2 separate regions of the Homo sapiens genome follow, and region 2 is linked to region 1. The links are chromatin loops, found by intact Hi-C in ENCODE. Cell type or tissue: body of pancreas. All regions are shown on one strand. Each heading gives the region's core, and the rest is flanking DNA. Links, peaks and the distances in the headings are about the cores only.

Region 1 (9,065 bases), core at 768-8,767:
GGGAAAATTCATTCATTTAGCTCCAAATGACCATTGCTTGCAATCTGCAGACAATGTATCCGTTTATTTTTCTTTTCTGGTTTCTAACGCTATTGGTATTCTCATCATAACATGGTTTTCTTACATTTCTATTAGCTTGTCTCTTTTTTTCACTGAAATTGTTATTGAGATAATTGTAGAATCATATGCAGTTCTAAGAAATAACACAGACATTGGCCGGGCACGGTGGCTCACTCCTGTAATCTCAGCACTTTGGGGAGCTGAGGCAGGTGGATCACCTGAGGTCAGGAGTTTGAGAGCAGCCTGGCCAACATGGCAAAACCCTGTCTCTACAAAAAATACAAAAAAAAAAAAAAAATTAGCCAGGCGTGGTGGCGGGCGCCTGTAATGCCAGCTACTCAGGAGGCTGAGGCAGGAGAATTGCTTGAACCTGGGAGGCGAAGTTTGCAGTGAGCAGAGATCATGCCACTACACTCCAGCCTGGAGGACAGAGCGAGACTCAGTCTCAAATAATAATAATAATAAATAATAATGATAAAAATACAGACAGATCTTTTCTTTTTTTTTTTTGAAACAGAGTCTTGCTGTACAGACATCTTTTCTATACTTGGCCTAGATTCCTCCAATGGTGACATTTGGAAAACTAAAGTACATTACCACATCCCTGATATTGACGCTGTTAAAATCTATCCATCTTCTTCCCATGGCCCCATTTTACTTGTGTGTGTGTGTGTGTGTGTGTGTGTGTCTGTGTGTGTGTGTGTGAAGTTAACCTGGGTAAGTCTGTGTATCCATCACAGTCAAGGTACAGAACTTTGTCCGCACCACAAGGATGTCCCCTTGGATCCTTCTACAATCACACCCACCTCCCTCTAACGCTCCCATCCCCCAAACCCATCAGGAAGCTCCCTAAAAAGATGTTAGTCTCCTAGGGATCCCCCAGGTTCTACTCCCCAGTCTGCTGAGCTAGAAGCCCAACGCTGGGGTCAGAAATCCGCATACTTAATAAGATGCCCAACTGACTCCAGGGCTGAAGATAGGATTGGTGCAAAAATTGAGCCCGGCTGGGTGCAGTGGTTCATGCCTATAATCTCAGCACTTTGGAAGGCTGAGGTGGGAGGATCTCTTGAGCCCAGAAGGCGGAGGTCGCAGTGAGTTATGATTGCACCACTGCACTCCAGCCTCCACAACACAGCAACAGAGCAAGATCCTGTGTCAAAAAAAAAAGGAAGAAAAGAAAAAAGAAAGAAGGAAGGAAGGAAAAAGAAATAAAAGAAAGAAAGAAGGAAAGGAAGGAAGGAAGGAAGGGAGGGAGGGAGGGAGGGAGGCAGGCAGGCAGGCAGGCAGGCAAGCAAGCAAGCAAGCAGGCCAGACGCGATAACTCACACCTGTAATCCCAGCACTTTCGGAGGCCGAGGCAGACGGATCACCTGAGGTCAGGAGTTCAAGACCAGCCTGGCCAACATGGTGAAACCCATCTCTACTAAAAATACAAAAATTAGCTGGGTGTGGTGGCGAGTGCCTGTAATCCCAGCTACTCAGGGGGCTGAGGCAGGAGAATCACTTGATCCCAGGAGGCAGAGGTTGCAGTGAGCTGAGATAGTGCCACTGCACTCCAGCCTGGGTGACAAGAGCGAGACTCTGTAGAAAGAAAGAAAGGAAAAGAAAAGATCCCAAGGGCCCTTCAAAAGCCATTCCAAAGATTTCAGTTTTGCCTCTGAGTGAGTGGGGCCATAGGATGAGTATCAGCAGAGGAGGGACGGGATCTTACCTAACTTTTTTTTTGAGTCTCTACAAAAAATACAAAAATTAGGGGAGCATGGTGGTACACACCTGTTGTTCCAGCTACTTGGGCAGGGCTGAGGCAGGAGGACTGCTTGAACCTGGGAGGTTGAGGCTGCAGTGAGCTATGATCGTGCCACTGCACTCCAGCCTGGGCAACAGAGCAAGACCCTGTCTCAAATAAGAAGACAGAGAGCGGGCAGCGAGATGGGGGGCAGGGTGGGGGTGTAGCAAAGCTCCGTCCTCTATTATTGCATGGAATCAAAAATCACCATTGCAAATCCAAAAATAGAACGCTGAGCTTTAGTTTTTTTTTTTTTTTTTTTTTTTTTTTTTTTAGACAAGGTCTCGCTCTGTAACCCAGGCTGGAGTGCAGTGACACAATCTTGGCTCACTGCAACCTCAGCCTCCCAGTTTCAAGAGATTGTCCTGCCTCAGCCTGTTGACTACCTGGGATTACAGGCATGCGCGACCATGCCCGGCTAATTTTTGTTTTGTTTCGTTTTGAGATGGAGTCTTGCTCTTGTCACCCAAGTTGGAATGCAGTGGCACGATCTCGGCTCACTGCAACCTCCGACTCCCGGGTTCAAGCAATTTTCCTGCCTCAGCCTCCCGAGTAGCTGGGATTAGAGGTGCGCGCCATCACTCCCGGCTAATTTTTTTATTTTTAGTAGAGACGGGGTTTCGCCATGTTGGCCAGGCTGGTCTCGAACTCCTGACCTCAGATGATCCGCCTGCCTCCGCCTCCCAAAGTGCTGGGATTACAGGCGTGAGCCACCGTGCCCGGCCCTAATTTTTATATTTTTAGTAAAGGTGGGTTTCACCGTGTTGGCCAGGCTGATCACCATGTTGGCCACTCCTGGGCTCAAGTGATCCTCCTGCCTCAGCCACCCAAAGTGCTGGGATTACAGGCGAGAGTCACCGTGCCCGGCCTGAGCTTTAGTATTGAGAGTAGCAGTTCTTGGCCGGGCGCGGTGGCTCACGCCTGTAATCCCAGCACTTTGGGTGGCTGAGGCGGGCGGATCATGAGCTCAGGAGATCTAGACCATCCTGGCTAACACGGTGAAACCCCGTCTCTACTAAAAACATAAAAAAATTAGCCGAGCCTGGTGGCGGGCGCCTGTAGTCCCAGCTACTTGGGAGGCTGAGGCAGGAGAATGGCGTGAACCCGGGAGGCGGAGCTTGCAGTGAGCCGAGATCGCGCCACTGCACTCCAGCCTGGGAGACAGCGAGACTCCGTCTCAAAAAAAAAAAAAAAAAGAGAGTAGCGGTTCTCAAACCGTGGTTCCCTGAGTGGCGGCAGCAGCATTGTCACCTGGGAGCTTGCTAGGAATGCACGTTTTCAGGCCCCAGGCCCAGATTTGCTGCCTGAAAAAGTCTTAGGTTGGGGGTCCACAATCTGAGTTTTAACACCCCCCGCCCCAGGTAATTGTGATGCACACTCAAATTTAAGAACCACTGACTTAAAGATATGAAAGTCTTTGGGAGGCTGAGGTGGGAGGATCGCTTGAGGCCAGGAGTTCAAGGCCACTCTGAGCAACACAGCGAGACCCCATCTTTGCAAAAAGAGAAACAAAAACAGAAGAGGCCGGCCGTGGTGGCTCATGCCTGTCATCCCAGCACTTTGGGAGGCCGAGACGGGCGGATCAGGAGTTCGAGACCAGCCTGACCAACATGGTGAAACCCTGTCTCTACTAAAAATACAAAAATTATCCGGGCATGGTGGCGCCTGTCTGTAATCCCAGCTGCTCAGGAGGCTGAGGCAGGAGAATTACTTGAACCCGGGATGCGGAGGTTGCAGTGAGCCAAGATCGCACCACTGCACTCCAGCCTGGGCGACAGAGCGAGACTTCGTCTGAAAACAACAACAAACAGACAAGAGGAACATTCTTCTGATGAGGGAAATTTCCTTCTTTCTTTCTTTCTTTTTTTGATACGGATTCTGTCGCCCAGGCTGGAGTGCAGTGGCGCCATCTCAGCTCATTGCAAGCTCCGCCTCCTGGGTTCACGCCATTCTCCTGCCCCAGCCTCCCGAGTAGCTGGGACTACAGGCGCCCGCCACCACACCCGGCTTATTTTTTTGTATTTTTAGTAGAGACGGGGGTTTCACCCTGTTAGCCGGGATGGCCTTGATCTCCTGACCTCGTGATCCGCCCGCCTCGATCTCCCAAAGTGCTGAGATTCCAGGCGTGAGCCACCACACCCGGCCTAGTGATGGAAATTTTCTAAAATTGGATTGTGGTTATGGTTGTGCAGTTGGACACATTTGCTAAAAGTCATTGAACAATATGCTTTAAATGTATGACGTCATCTTATGTAAATTACGTCAACGAAGCGCTCATATAACATTTGACCTGTAGGGGGTAGCAGAGACCATAAGTTCAATTCAGAACAGCCCCTCCCTGCCTTGAGAGTCTCAATGGGATGAACCCATCCCTTTCACTTAGGAGTCCTGATTGGAATGAAGAATTGGGCAGCTGGGAATTTCCCCTCAATAGCCTAAAATGCCTTGTTTAACTAACTGTGGCCACACTCAGTTCTAAATTTATACCAATTAGCTGGGGGAGTTGAGTCTCTTGACCACGGAACCAGGAGAAGCCACATCCCCTCTCCAAGCCCGGAAGAGATGGTTCTCTTCTTTTTTTTTTTTTTTTTTAAATGGAGTCTCACTCCATCGCCCAGGTTGGAGTACAGTGGCATGATCTCGGCTCACTGCAGCCTCCGCCTCCTGGGTTCAAGAAATTCTCCTGTCTCAGCCTCCCGAGTGGCTGGGACTACAGGTGCCCACCACCACGCCCAGCTAATTTTTGTATTTTTAGTAGAGACAGGGTTTCACCTTGTTGGTCAGGCTGGGCTTGAATTCCTGACCTTAGGTGATCCACCCGCCTCAGCCTCCCAAAGTGCTGGGATGACAGGCGTGAGCCACCGCGCCTGGCCTTCTTTTTTTTTTTTTTTTTTTGAGACAGAGTCTCCCTCTGTCACCCAGGCTGGAGTGTGGTGGTGCAATCTTGGCTCACTGCAACCTCCACCTTCCAAGTCCAAGCGATTCTCCTGCCTCAGCCTCCCAAGGAGCTTGGATTACTGACATGCACCACCATGCCTGGCTCATTTTTGTATTTTTAGTAGAGATGGGGTTTCACCATGTTGGCCAGGCTGGTCTCGAAATTCCGACCTCAGGTGATTTGCAAGCGTCAGCCTCCCAAAGTGCTGGGATTACAGGCTTGAGCCACTGCACCTGGCCCGAGGGGATGGTTCTTAAAGGGTAAAATGTAAACTACGATCCACAGCTTGACCTTCAAAAGACTCCAATCCTTTACTTTCTTTTTTTGTTTTTTATTTATTTATTTTTTGTAGAGATGGGATCTTGCTATGTTGCCCAGCTGGTCTCGAACTCCTAGGCTCAAGCAAGCCTCCTGCCACAGCCTCCAGAGTAGCTGGGACTGAGGGTGTGAGCTACCATAACTGGCCTTGATGGGAACCAGTGTCCAGAGGAAGTGCAGGGCCCCATCAGGCCCAGGCATGCCATAGGGGCAAAGCTAGCGTGGACCCTCGCAACTGAGACATCCAAGGAAAGCAGACACCAAAAAACATGCATGTGGGTGGGTTAAAGTGCTCCCCACTCTGGCCAGGCACGGTGGCTCACTCCTGTAATCCCAGCACTTTGGGAGGCTGAGGCGGGTGGATCACTTGAGGTCAGGAGTTCAAGCACAGGCTGGCCAACATGGTGAAACCCTGTCTCTACTAAAAATACAAAAATTAGCCGGGCATGGTGGCGCGCACCTGTAATCCCAGCTACTCAGGAGGCTGAGGCAGGGCAATTGCTTGAACCTGGGAGACGGAGACTGCAGTGAGCCGAGATCACGCCACTGAACTCCAGCTTGGGCGACAGAGCGAGACTCCATCTTAAAAAAAAAAAAAAGTTCTCCCCACTCAGTCATCTCCTTCTAGCAATAATTTACAGAGCCCGTCCAGGACAGACAAGGAAGAATGAAACAAACAAGAAAATATCACAGGGTGGTGGGACGATTAGGAAAACTCGGGAAAGATGGAGTGATTTAAATCAGAGAAGTGTCTGCTGGGTGCGATGGTTCACACCTGTAATCCCAGCACTTTGGGAGGCTGAGGCAGGGGGATCACCTGAGGTCAGGAGTTTGAGACCAGCCTGGCCAACATGGCAAAACCCCATCTCTACTAAAAAAAAAAGTAGACTGGGCGTGATGGCTCATGCCTGTAATCCCAGCACTTAGGGAGGCCGAGGCAGGCGGATCATGAGGTCAGGAGATCGAGACCATCCTGGCTAACACGGTGAAACCCCGTCTCTACTAAAAATACAAAAAAAAAAAAAAATTAGCCGGGCATGGTGGCAGGTGCCTGTAGTCCCAGCTACTTGGGAGGCTGAGGCAGGAGAATGGCGTGAATCCAGGAGGCGGAGCTTGCAGTGAGCCGAGATTGCGCCACTGCACTCCAGCCTGGGCGACAGAGCGAGACTCCATCTCAAAAACAAAACTAAACAAAACAAAAATTAGCTGGGCATGATAGTGCGCCCCTGTAATCTCAGCTACTCAGGAGGCTGAGGCAGGATAATCACTTGAACCCAGGAGGCAGAGGTTGCAGTGAGCCAAGATCACACCACTGCGCTCCAGCCTGGGCAAAAGAGAGAGACCCTGGGTCTCAAAATAAATAAATAAATAAATAAATAAATACAATAAGAGAAACATCACTGAGAAGAGATTTGTTAATTGAATTCTGGATGACAGAGGGTGTTCGATTGAAGAGGGGATAAAGAAAGACTCAAACACCCAGGAGTTCGAGACCAGCTTGTGCAATATAGGGAGACCCTGTCTCTGCAAAAACAAACAAAAATTACCTGGGCGTGGTGGCAGGGGACTGTAGTTCCAGTTACGCAGGAGGCTGAGGCCAGAGGATCGCTCGGGCCTGGAAGTTTGAGGCTGCAGTTAGCTGTGATCACCCTACTGCACTTAGCCTGTGAGTCTCAGTCCCTGTCTCAAAAAAAAAAAAAAAAATAGAGGCTTGAACATGAATAATTATTCATCAGTGACCCTATGTTGAACCAACAAAGCTGCCCCCTGATTCTGGACCATCAGAAACTGTGAGATAATAAATGTTGATTGTTTCAACAATTCGTGTAAATGGCCCAGCAAGTTTAGGGGCAATTTGTTACACAGCAATAGCTAACTAATGTCTCTGGATTTCTTTTGAGAGGAAAGCCAGGTCCAGGAGATTCAAAACCCACTTCTTTTTTTTTTTTTTTTTTTTTTGAGGTGGAGTCTCACTCTGTCACCCGGGCTGGAGTACAGTGGTGGGAGCTCGGCTCACTGCAGCCTCCGCCTCCCGGGTTCAAGTGATTCTCCTGCCTCAGCCTCCCGAGTAGGTGGGATTACAAGTGCGCGCCACTACACCCAGCTAGTTTTTTCATTTTTAGTAGAGACGAGGTTCCATCATGTTGACTCAGCTGGTCTTGAAATCCTGACCTCAGGTGATCCGCCCACCTCGGCCTCCCAAAGTGCTGGGATTACAGGCGTGAGCCACCGTGCCTGGCCCTCAAAACCCACTTTTGGAGTGGATGTGGATGCCCCTTCCTCCAAGCTTGGGTTCATGAGGAGGTCCAGTCTAATGCCACTACCTGAGCAGATCCTAACTGGATCTCTCTATGATGGCGTAAGGGTTATGGGAATACCTCCTGGAGCAAGACTGCCTGGGATAAAATCCTAGTTTACTTAGCAACTGTGTGGTCCTAAGTAGGTCACTTAGCTTCTCTGGGACTTAATTTCCTCCTATGTAAAATGGGATTTAGTGGTTGATGAAAACATTGAGTTGTTATAGTTACTCATATGAAAGTCGTCAGAATCAGGCTGGGTGCGGTGGCTCACACCTGTCATCCCAGCACTTTGGGAGGTCGAGGCGGGTGGATCATGAGGTCAAGAGATCGAGACCATCCTAACACGGTGAAACCCGTCTCTATTAAAAATACAAAAATTAGCCAGGTGTGGTGAAGTGCACCCGTAGTCCCAGCTACTTGCGAGGCTGAGGCAGGAGAATCGCTTGAACCCGGCAGGCGGAGGTTGCAGTGAGCCGAGATCATGCCATTGCACTCCAGCCTGGAAGACAGAGCGAGACTCCGTATGAAAGAAAAAAAAAAAAAAGAAAGTTGTCAGAATCAAAATGGAGTGACTTGTGTTAAAAAAAAAAAAAAAAAAAAAAAAAAAGGCCGGGCGCGGTGGCTCACGCCTGTAATCTCAACACATTGGGAGGCCGAGGCAGGCGGATCACAAGGTCAGGAGATCAAGACCATCCTGGCTAACACGGTGAAACCCCATCTCTACTAAAAATACAAAAAATTAGCCGGGCGTGGCAGCGGGCACCTGTTGTCCCAGCTACTGGGGGGCTGAGGCAGGAGAATGGTGTGAACCCGGGAGGCGGAGCTTGCAGTGAGCCGAGATTGTGCCACTGCATTCCAGCTGGGGCGACGAAACGAGACTCCGTCTCAAAAAAAAAAAAAAAAAGTGACGCCAGGTGCAGTGGCTCATGCCTGTAATCCTAGCACTTCGGGCGGCAGAGATTGGCAGATTGCCTGAGCTCAGGAGTTCAAGACCAGCCTGGGCAACATGGTGAAATCCAGTCTCTACTAAACTACAAAAAAAATCAGCTGGGCGTGGTGACGGGTGTCTATAATTCCAGCTACACAGGAGACTGAGGCATGAGAATTACTTGAACCCAGGAGGCAGAGGTTGCAGTGATCCGAGATCGCGCCACTGTACTCCAGCCCGGGTGACAAGGTGAAACTCTGTCTAAAAACAAAAAAACAACAACAACAGCAAAGTGACAAATAGAGCCAGGGACAGCTTTGAATAGTGCGTTCTCATGCATGGATGCCTGATAACAAGAAAATATCACAAAAGACTGCATGCCGGGCACGGGGCTCACACCTGTAATCCCAGCACTTTGGGAGGCCGAGACAGGAGGATCACTTGAGCCTAGGAGTTTGAGGCCAGCCGGAGCAACACAGCCAGACTCTGCCTCTACAAAACAATAAAAAATAAAAAATAGCCAGGCGTGGTGGCACATGCCTGTAGTCCCAGCTACTCAGAAGGCTAAGGTGGGAGGATGACTTAAGCCTCGTAGGTTGAGGCAACAGTGAGCCATGATGGGGCCACTGCACTCCAACCTGAGCAATAGCATGAGACCCTGTCTCAAAAAAATAAAAGAAAAAAATAAAAGGCTGCAAACCCCAAAAATTTGCATCAAACTTCCTTTTTTCTTTT
Region 2 (9,065 bases), core at 333-8,332, 76 kb after region 1:
GAGCTGAGGCTCCCTAGAGCAGGGGATCTTTACCCAGCAGTCTTCAGATCCCTCTAACAGGCACACTGCACCGGGGAGGGTAAATACAGATTTGTGGATTGCCCGAGAAGCCACAAGACCACACACGCACACAGGAACACACCCCATCCCTTAGTGTGTGATCCGCCAGGAAGGAGGAGTTTTTGCTCTGGGCAGCAACATCCCCAACTTTGGGAGCAGCGGGTGGAATTTGGGGAGACTCTGCTGCCAGCAACTGTGTGCATACTGGGGAACCCTTGGCCGCCTGTGACTCCATAACTCCCCAAAATACCACATCCGGCCAGAGCAGGAAGCAGGGAAGCAACCTGCCAGGCGTGTTCCAACGTGGGTAGAGTCCCCAGCGACTTCATTTGCCACGCGGGACTTCACGGACCCCCTCTTTGCGCCTCAGTTTCCCCAGCTGCACCATCAGGGAAGAAGCTGCCAGAGGGGAAAAGGAGCTCAGCCGCCGATCTCCCCCTTCCCATTACAGAGAGGCTCAGCCCCTGGTTCCTGGCTAGGGTTTTACGTTGTGGATGTGGGTTTACGGAAAAAAAAAAAAGGGAAAAAGCTGAGAAGCTGCGCTGGGACCCCGGATTGCTCAGACCACCTTAAATCAGCCTGGCCGCCCCAGCTACTGTGGAAATTCCTTTCTCCGCGGTGGTTGGCTGGGGGCGCCAGCCAATCCGCTCGCGACGCTCCCACATGGGTCAGTGACGTCACATAGGAAACTGGCCAATGGGGATTAGGAGACCAGCAACCAATGGCAGGAGGCACTGGGATCAGTAGGGCCAATCGGAAGGCAGCTCGGCGCTCCCGGCGGGGTTTGGCGAGTGTGGCCCCCCTCCCTAGGAGAATCTGAGACCCTAGTGGACGCCCGAGCTCGACCGGATTGGAGGAGGGGGGGCTAAGGCTCCATTATTATCCAGAAACAGGGGAAAGCGAGTCACCCCCAAGCCTGGCCTATCTCCCCTTCAAAACAAGGGACCCTCGTGCAATATGCTACCAGCTAGCTGGCGGAGCAGAGGTTGCATCTTTCTCCCTATTTCACAGATAGGTAAACTGAAGCAAAGAGTAGTTAAGTCACGCTGGACGCCCGGCGAAGAGCTGAAGCTCTTACCCGAGCCTGGGGGCTCCAGGAACGGTCTCAGTTTTACCCCCAGGTGGGGGGGATGGGCCTATAGGTAGTCAGGGGTGGAGGGGGGTGGTGCTGGGCCTTGTGCCTCAGTTTCCCCGAGCGTGGAAGCTGGAGGAGAGCACGGGTTTTCAGAAAAAGACTACGATTCCCAGAAGCTCCCGCGCGGCTCCCGCCCAGGCTGTCAATCAAAGTAACGTGGGTACCTCTCCGGCCCGCGCTCTCCCGCCCGTCGCCTCCCTCCCGCCAGCTCCCGCTCCCTCCCTGCCGGCTCCCGGCCCGGCGCGGTATAATTACAGCCCATTGATCCGACCCGGGCCGGGAAAGCGGCTCCCTCGGGGAGGCCAAGCCTTTGGCTTCCGACACCGCCAACCTCTGCCTACCGCCCCCTCCAGCCGAACTGCCGGGCCACCAGCCAGGCCTGTCCCCTCCCGCTGGCCCCGGGCTCGCGGGTGACCTCTGAGCCTCAGCTCCCCGCCACGCTTGGCGGTGTGCCCCCCGGAAAAATCACACACACATTTCCTTCCACCCAGGAACATGAGGAGCCATCTCCCTAGAACCTCCAGGGCCTCTCTTTGAGCCTCAGTTTACCCAGATGCACAGTGAGATTGCTGGACAAAACTTTCATGAAACCCATACTCCGTGCTGTTCTGCCTGGGAGCAGCCAGGGCTGACCTTGGTGGAAACTCAAGGAGGGGCTCCCAAGTTTGGGAGGAGGGGGAGACAGCCCAGCTCTCTCAGAACCCCTGTGGTCGGGGTTGGGGTTAGGGAGGATCAGAGCTGGGGGTGGGAGTGGGGGCAGGCTCAGCCAGGATTTAGCGCCCCCATTGGGAAGTTGGGATAGCTTTCTAGATGTTGGGTGGTAGTATTTAATAGATGTTGGGGCAGGGCGTGGTGGCTCACGCCCGTAATCCCAGCACTTCAGGAGGCCGAGGCAGGCGGATCACCTGAGGCCAGGAGTTCGAGACCAGCCTGGCCAACATAGTGAAACCCGGTCTTTACTAAAAATACAAAAATTAGCCGGACATGGTGGCACGCTCCTGTAGTCCCAGCTACTCAGGAGACTGAGGCAGGAGAATTGCTTGAACCTGGGATGCAGAGGTTGCAGTGAGCCGAGTTCGCGCCACTGCACTCTAGCCTGGACAACAGAGTGAGACTCTGTCTCAAAAACAAAAACAAAAACAAAACAAAACAAAAAGATGTTGGGTTTCGGTATTTAAGCTAGGGTTTTGCAGAATGCATAGGAGTTGCCTCATTTGAGCAGTGCCTTTAGATTACCCTAACCCTAAGTGGACAGAAGAAAGATGGGGCAGCCTTAAGCCCTTTCCTGTGACAGAGTGAGCCTTGGGCTCTGACCCCTAGCTTTGCTGTGTGGATCTGGGAACATCCCCCAGCTGTGAAGTGTCGGGGAGGTAGATACCCCCTAGGGTTAGAAGGCCCCTGTGCCTACTTTCGCATGGGTCCTGAAGTCACAGTGGGTTCTGACCAGCAGGAGTCAGGGCCTGGGAGCCCGTGGTAGGAGGCACTAGGATTGGCTGAGGGGCTCAGGAACTCCAGCCTCTCCCTGAGTAAGAACTGGGCGGCTGGGGGAGAAGTCCCAGAGTGACAACGGCTCAGTGCCAGGCACGTTTACTCTGCTTGGGTTTCCTTGTCTGGAACACAAGATTAATAATAGAATCTTCAAATAAGGCCTATAAAGTACTTACAATAATGCATAGTAGGCCGGGTGCAGTGGCTCACACCTGTGATCCCAGCACTTAGTTGGGCCAAGATGGGTGGATCACCTGAGGTCAGGAGTTCGACACCAGCCTGGTCAACGTGGGGAAACCCCATCTATACTAAAAATAGAAAAATTAGTCGAGCAAGGTGGCACACGCCTGTAATCCCAGCTACTCAGGAGGCTGAGGCAGGAGAATCCTTGGAACCCAGAAGGCGGAGGTTGCAGTGAGCTGAGATCACACCACTGCACTCCAGCCTGGGGGACAGAGCGAGACTCTGTCTCAAAAAAATAATAATAACAATAACAATAATAATAATGCATAGTAAATGCTCCATAAAGGGTAGCTATTTGTACTCCCAACATTTATTTTGTCCTTATTATTATTTGAGACAAGGTCTCACTCTGTCACCCAGTCTGGAGTGCAGTGCCACCGTCATAGCTCACTGCAGCCTTGACCTCGCTGGGCTCAAGCCGTCTTCCTGCCTCAGCCTCCGGAGTAGCTGGAATCACAGGTGTGTACCACCACACTCAGCTAATTTAAAAAAAATTTTTTTGTAGAGACAGGGTCTCACTATGTTGCCCAGACTGGTCTTCAACTCCTGGGCTCAAGCAGTCCTCTTCCCTCAGCTTCACAGAGTGCTGGGATTACAGGTGTGAAACACTGTGTCCAGCCCCCACTATGTCCTAAAGGGTCCTTCTCTCCCACTCTCCCCTCACGCTCCACATCTATGCTATGCATTCTCCATTGCACCCACATCCTTGATGATCCATTGAAATGTGAATCAGGGCTGGGCGTGGTGGCTCACGCCTGTAATCCCAGCACTTTGGGAGGCCAAGATGGAGGGACTACCTGAGGCCAGAGGTTCGAGACCAGCCTGGCCAACATGGTGAAACCCTGTCTCTACTAAAAATACAAAAATTAAGGCCGGGCGCAGTGGCTCATGCCTGTAATCCCAGCACTTTGGAAGGCTGAGGCGGGCGGATCACCTGAGGTCGGGAGTTCAAGACCAGCCTGACCAACATGGAGAAACCCTGTCTCTACTAAAAATACAAAATTAGCCAGGGTGGTGGCGCATGCCTGTAATCCCAGCTACTTGGGAGGCTGAGGCAGGAGAATCGCTTGAACCCGGGAGGCGGAGGTTGCAGTGAGCTGAGATCGCACCATTGCACTCCAGCCTGGGCAACAAGAGCAAAACCACGACTCAAAAAAAAAATAAAAATTAAAAAAAAAAAATTAGCTGGGTGTGGTGGCGGGCACCTGTAGCTGCTTGGGAGGCTGAGACAGAATTGCTTGAACCCGGGAGGCGGAGGTTGCAGTGAGCTGAGACCGTGCCATTGCACTCCAGGCTGGCCAAGAAGAGCAAAACTCTATCCTTTCCCCACTCCAAAAAAAAAAAAAAAAAAAGTGAATCAGAGTCCATCCCTCCCTTGCTCAAGAACCTTCCATAGCTCCCTATTGCCCTCAACATAAAATCCAAACTCCCTACCTCTGTCTATGTGATCTGACTTCCATCGCCTCCCTCCTCTCACCTCCTCCCACTTCTCCCCCTCTGTTCCAGCCACACAGGCCTTCTCCCTCTTCCTCAAACCAGAGTCTAGCCTCAAGACCTCTGCACTGCATTGGTTGTTCCCTCTGCCTGAACCACGGCCAGCCTTTCTCTTCCTTTCAGATCAAACATCACATCCTAGAGAGGCCAGCCTGGCTAGAGTAGCTCCCCTCCTCCTACCTGCTCAGCTTCCCTCAGTCTTCCGAGGCCTCGTGGCTCTGGGAACACATACTATCTGCTCCCTCCTGTGTGTACGGTCTGCCCAGGCCCCAACACACCACCGGCTACACTGTATTTATTGGGAGAGTAAGTGGACAAGCCCATAGAGGGATAGAGCCTCACCAAGGTCACCCAGCATGACGGACGCGATGCCAGGTCCCCTGCTAACCTGCCCAGCGCTAACACAACCTGTAGGGGTCAGCTGAGATCGCAGAGATCACACTACCTCCAGAGGCTGTGAGACCCAGTGTCACTGATGTGCAAGCCTGGGTTCAAACCCCACCTCCGCCACTGCGTCACTGTGATCCTGTACAGTGGGATAATTATAGAAACGTCTCATTGAGTCATCACACGATCAAATAGCTCGATAGATGAAAAGGCCCCGACCGTTATTATTGTGTGGGAGTGTGTGCGGCCCAGCGGGGACAATTTGGGGTGCGGAAGCAGAGCTGGGGCTGGCACCACAGACAAACCCCATTTTTAAGCCCCTAGGGCCTTCTGGTCATTGCAGCAACCCCATCACCCACACCACGTGTAACCCCTCTGTACCCAGTTGGGGGTTCACCCTCCTAGGATCGCCATGGACTCCCGTCTCTATCTCCACCCTCCCTCCTTCCCTGGAGAGCTCATTGCTGGGCCCCAAACTCGCCCAGCCTGGTCCCCCTGGAAGGCACAGCACAGATGGGGGTTGAACAAACCCCTGGCCGCATGGCCCAATCTGAATCTTCTTTTTAACGTTTGTTTGTTTTTTTTTTAAGACAGTCTCGCTCTGTCGACCAGGCTGGAGTGCAGTGGCTCGATTTCTGTTCACTGCAACCTCCACCTCCCGGGTTCAAGTGATTCTCCTGCCTCAGCCTCCCGAGTAGCTGGGACTACAGGTGCACACCACCATGCCCGGCTCATTTTTGTATTTTTAGTAGATGGGGTTTCACCATGTTACCCAGGCTGGTTTCGAACTCCTGGCCTCAAGGGATCCTCCTGCCTCGGCCACCTGAAGTGCTGGGATTACAGGCGTGAGCCATCTCACCCGGCACAGCATTTTGTTTTTTGTTATTGTTTTAAGACAAGGTCTCACTCCGTCGCCCAGGCTGGAGTGCAGTGACATGATCACGGCTCCCTGCAAGCCTCGAGCAAAATCCTCCCACCTCAACCTCCCAAGTAGCTGAGACCACAATCGTGCACCACCACGCCTGGCTCATTTTTTTAGATTTTGTAGAGATGGGGTCTTGCTATATTATCGACCTCAATCTGAATCTTCCTCATCCAGTTTCTGGTTTGCAGTGAGACCTTTTAACCCCTGTGGACCTCCGTTTGCTCATCTGGAAAAGGGGCATGGTACTGTCACCAACCCCAGAGTGGCCCTTGATGACAGCCTCTGCTGCCATTTATATATATATATATATATATATTTTTTTTTTTTTTTTTTTTTTTTTTTTTTTGAGACAGAGTCTTATTCTGTCGCCCAGACTGGAGTACAGTGGCGAGATCTCGGCTTACTGCAACCTCCACCTCCCAGGCTCAAGCCATCCTCCTGCCTCAGCCTCCCGAGTAGCTGGGATTACAGGTGCGTGCCACCACGCCTGGCTAATTTTTGTATTTTTAGTAGAGATGGGGTTTCACCATGTTGGCCAGGCTGGTCTTGAACTCTTGACCTCAAATTATCCACCTGCCTCAGCCTCCCAAAGTGCTGGGATTACAGGAGTGAGCCCCCGCGCCCAGCCTGCCATTGCTATTATCACTGGGCTACCTGGTTGATATACACACCATGGCCCTCCGAATTATGGGCTGAGAGCTTGCCCTGTGATGGGTACAGTGCCGCCTCCAGGCTTCGCCACCGGGATTCCCTCTGCCTGGAGCACCCGCCCCTCCCTGAGAGCCACCTCCCAACATGGGCTCTTGCTGTCAAACCCTCCTCGGCTCAAATGTCACCTCCTCAGAGAGGCCTCCCCTCCTCTCCTGGGCCAAGCAGCCCCGTCTCTCTCTGTCACCAACCCTTGCTAGATTTTTCTTCCTACCACTTGGTGTTCTCTGCAATGGTCTTGACCTATTTTCCAAACCTTCCCCATGACTCTGTGAGCTCCACGAGGGTCGAGAGGCGCTCCGTCTGGGTCCGTGATACCCAAGCCTGGCACACAGTAGGCGCCCAATAAATACAGGAATGAAAGGCCCGCTGCTGCCCCAGGTTGGTTTTTCTTCCCCACCAATCCAGTTGCTGGGAATTGAGGCTTTGGGGGCAGCCAGGCCCAGAGAGGCCTAGGGACCTGCCCACGGTCACACAGCCACGCGCTCCAGCTGGGAGCTCTGTGGCTGCCTTTGCGGGGGGCCCCGAGTCCCAGGGTTGGGCAGGCCTAGGGCAGGGTCGCCCGCCCCCTCCTCCCGCGGTGCTGCGGGGGAACCCACCATTAGCCACGCGGGCCCGGCCCAGCGTGTTCCCCGACAGGCCCGGGCAGGCCCAGCAGGGGAGTGAGGGGATTGCGGGGAGTAGGGGGAGCGCAGGGAGCGTGGGGACCGCCCCTCCCCGGGACCCGAGAAGGGGGTGTAGGAGGGAAGAGGAGGGGGAGGAGGAGAGAATGGAGGAGGAAACGGAGGGACAAAGGGGGAGGCGGCAAAGGGGAGGGGAGGGGAGAGGAGGGGAGAGGAGGAGGCCCCCGGGTGGAGGGGACCCTGTGGAGGGGCAGGGAGGAAGGGGGGGCGGTGAGGTGCGGGGGAGGGGCAGAGGGGCGGAGGTGGCGGGAGAGGGAGGGGGCGGAGGAGGGACGGGCTTTCAGGCCTGGCAGGCTCCCAGCAACTGCGGGAGGGGTAAGGGGGCCTGGGAGGACGGTGGGCCTGGGTGGGTGGGAGAGGTTTGCAGGGGGAGGTCAGCGGCTGGGGGCGGGAGCGGGGACGGGGATGGTAGGGAGGGAGGCGCCAATGAAGAGATCCAGGGAAGGTTAGGGGACCCAAGCTGGAGACTTTGAAGGACAGAGGGAGAAGCCCAGAGATGGCAGAAAGAGGGAGACGAGACCATCAGAGACCCCCGAGACAGAGGGGGCGAGGCGAGGGAGATTGTTGGATAATCTGTTTCAAACCTGAGTTCTATTTGCTTCATATTAGGGGTTTGTCCCTTCTCCCCAAGTCCCCAGAGATCCTATGTAGAAGCTGTTCTCATTAAGCACCAAACAGTTAAGTCCATTCTCCAGTACTAGCTCGGAAGTCGGTTTCATATTCGACTTAACAATTTAAATGAAAGGAAATTTTTTTTAACGGCAGTGGGGACTTGGAGAAGGAGGGGGACAAAGACAGACATTACCCAGGAGAGAAAGTTAGAGGGGAATCCTAGGCCCTCAGAGGGGAAACCAGGCAGGGGCGGTTTCAGCTCCCTTCTCTAGTTTTTAATTAATTTATTTTTTATTTTTTAGAGACAGGGGTCTCACTGTGTGGCCCAGGCTGCTCTCAAGCTCCTGGCCTCAAATGATCCTCCCTCCTCAGCCTCCCAAAGTGCTGGGATTACAGCCATGAGCCATCTTGCCCGGCACAGCTTTTTGTTTTTTGTTATTGCTTTGAGACAAGGTCTCACCGTGTCGCCCAGGCTAGAGTGTGGTGGCAAGATCACGGCTCCCTGCGAGGCTCAAGCAATCCTCCCGCCTCAGCCTCCCAAGTAGCTGAGACCACAATCGTACACTACCATGCCCGGCCTGGCCTCAAGCAATCTTCCAGCCTCGGCCTGCCAAAGTGCTGGGATTATAGGCGTGAGCCATGGCACCCGGCCCCTTCTGCAGCTTTTTTTTTTTTTTTTTTTTTTTGAGATGGTCTCGAACGCCTAACCTCGTGATCCGCCCGCTTCAGCCTCCCAAAGTGCTGGGATTACAGGCGTGAGCCACCGCGCCATGCCTGGCCTCTGCAGCTTTTAATATCAGAAAACATCTACCTGGGACCTGCATCATGGGTCGCACCTGTAATCCCGGCAGTTTGGGAGGCCAAGACGAGCGGATCATTTGAGGTCAGGAGTTTGAGATCAACCTGGCCAACATGGTGAAACCCCGTCTCTACTAAAAATACAAAAAAAAAAAAAAAAATTAGCCAGGCATGGTGGCGGGCGCCTGTAGTCCCAGCTACTGGGGAGGCTGAGGCAGGAGAATGGCGTGAACCCGGGAGGTGGAGCTTGCAGTGAGCCAAGATCGTGCCACTGCACTCCAGCCTGGGTGACAGAGCGAGACTCCATCTCAAAAAAACAAAACAAAACAAAAAAATTAGCCAGGCATGGTGGCGGGGGCCTGTAATCCCAGTTACTCGGGAGGCTGAGGCAGGAGAATTGCTTGAACCCAGGGGGCAGAGGTTGCAGTGAGCCAAGATCGCACCACTGCACTCCAGCCTCGGCGACAGAGCAAGACTCTGTCTCAAAAACAAAAAACAAAACAACAACAACAAAAATACAAAAGGTAGCCAG

Evidence for each region. A loop is a pair of places that touch in the nucleus more often than their neighbours do. Peaks named below come from ENCODE experiments on the same cell type or tissue, not always from the same donor. Only the 100,000 strongest peaks of a DNase experiment are listed, where the experiment ranks them.
Region 2: a loop joins it to region 1, with 2.5 times the contacts of the local background. A loop is called at or near these places in 53 of 110 quality-filtered maps.

Annotation. Positions count from the first base shown.
Region 1 is chr19:2,958,117-2,967,181 of GRCh38, forward strand. No RefSeq gene overlaps it. Among named protein-coding and RNA genes, the nearest start is that of TLE6, 15 kb to the right of the region's middle. In body of pancreas, for the core only: a CTCF peak has its summit at 4,139 (motif pointing right); DNase peaks (open chromatin) are centred at 4,145 and 8,365; H3K27ac peaks cover 341 bases.
Region 2 is chr19:3,034,967-3,044,031 of GRCh38, forward strand. It overlaps a transcript of TLE2 not described here. Among named protein-coding and RNA genes, the nearest start is that of TLE2, 10 kb to the left of the region's middle. RefSeq lists an enhancer at 305-504 and silencers at 645-814, 1,475-1,534, 6,716-6,839. In body of pancreas, for the core only: CTCF peaks have their summits at 774, 1,949 and 4,834 (motif pointing right); DNase peaks (open chromatin) are centred at 795, 1,415 and 4,815; H3K4me3 peaks cover 805 bases; H3K27ac peaks cover 2,328 bases.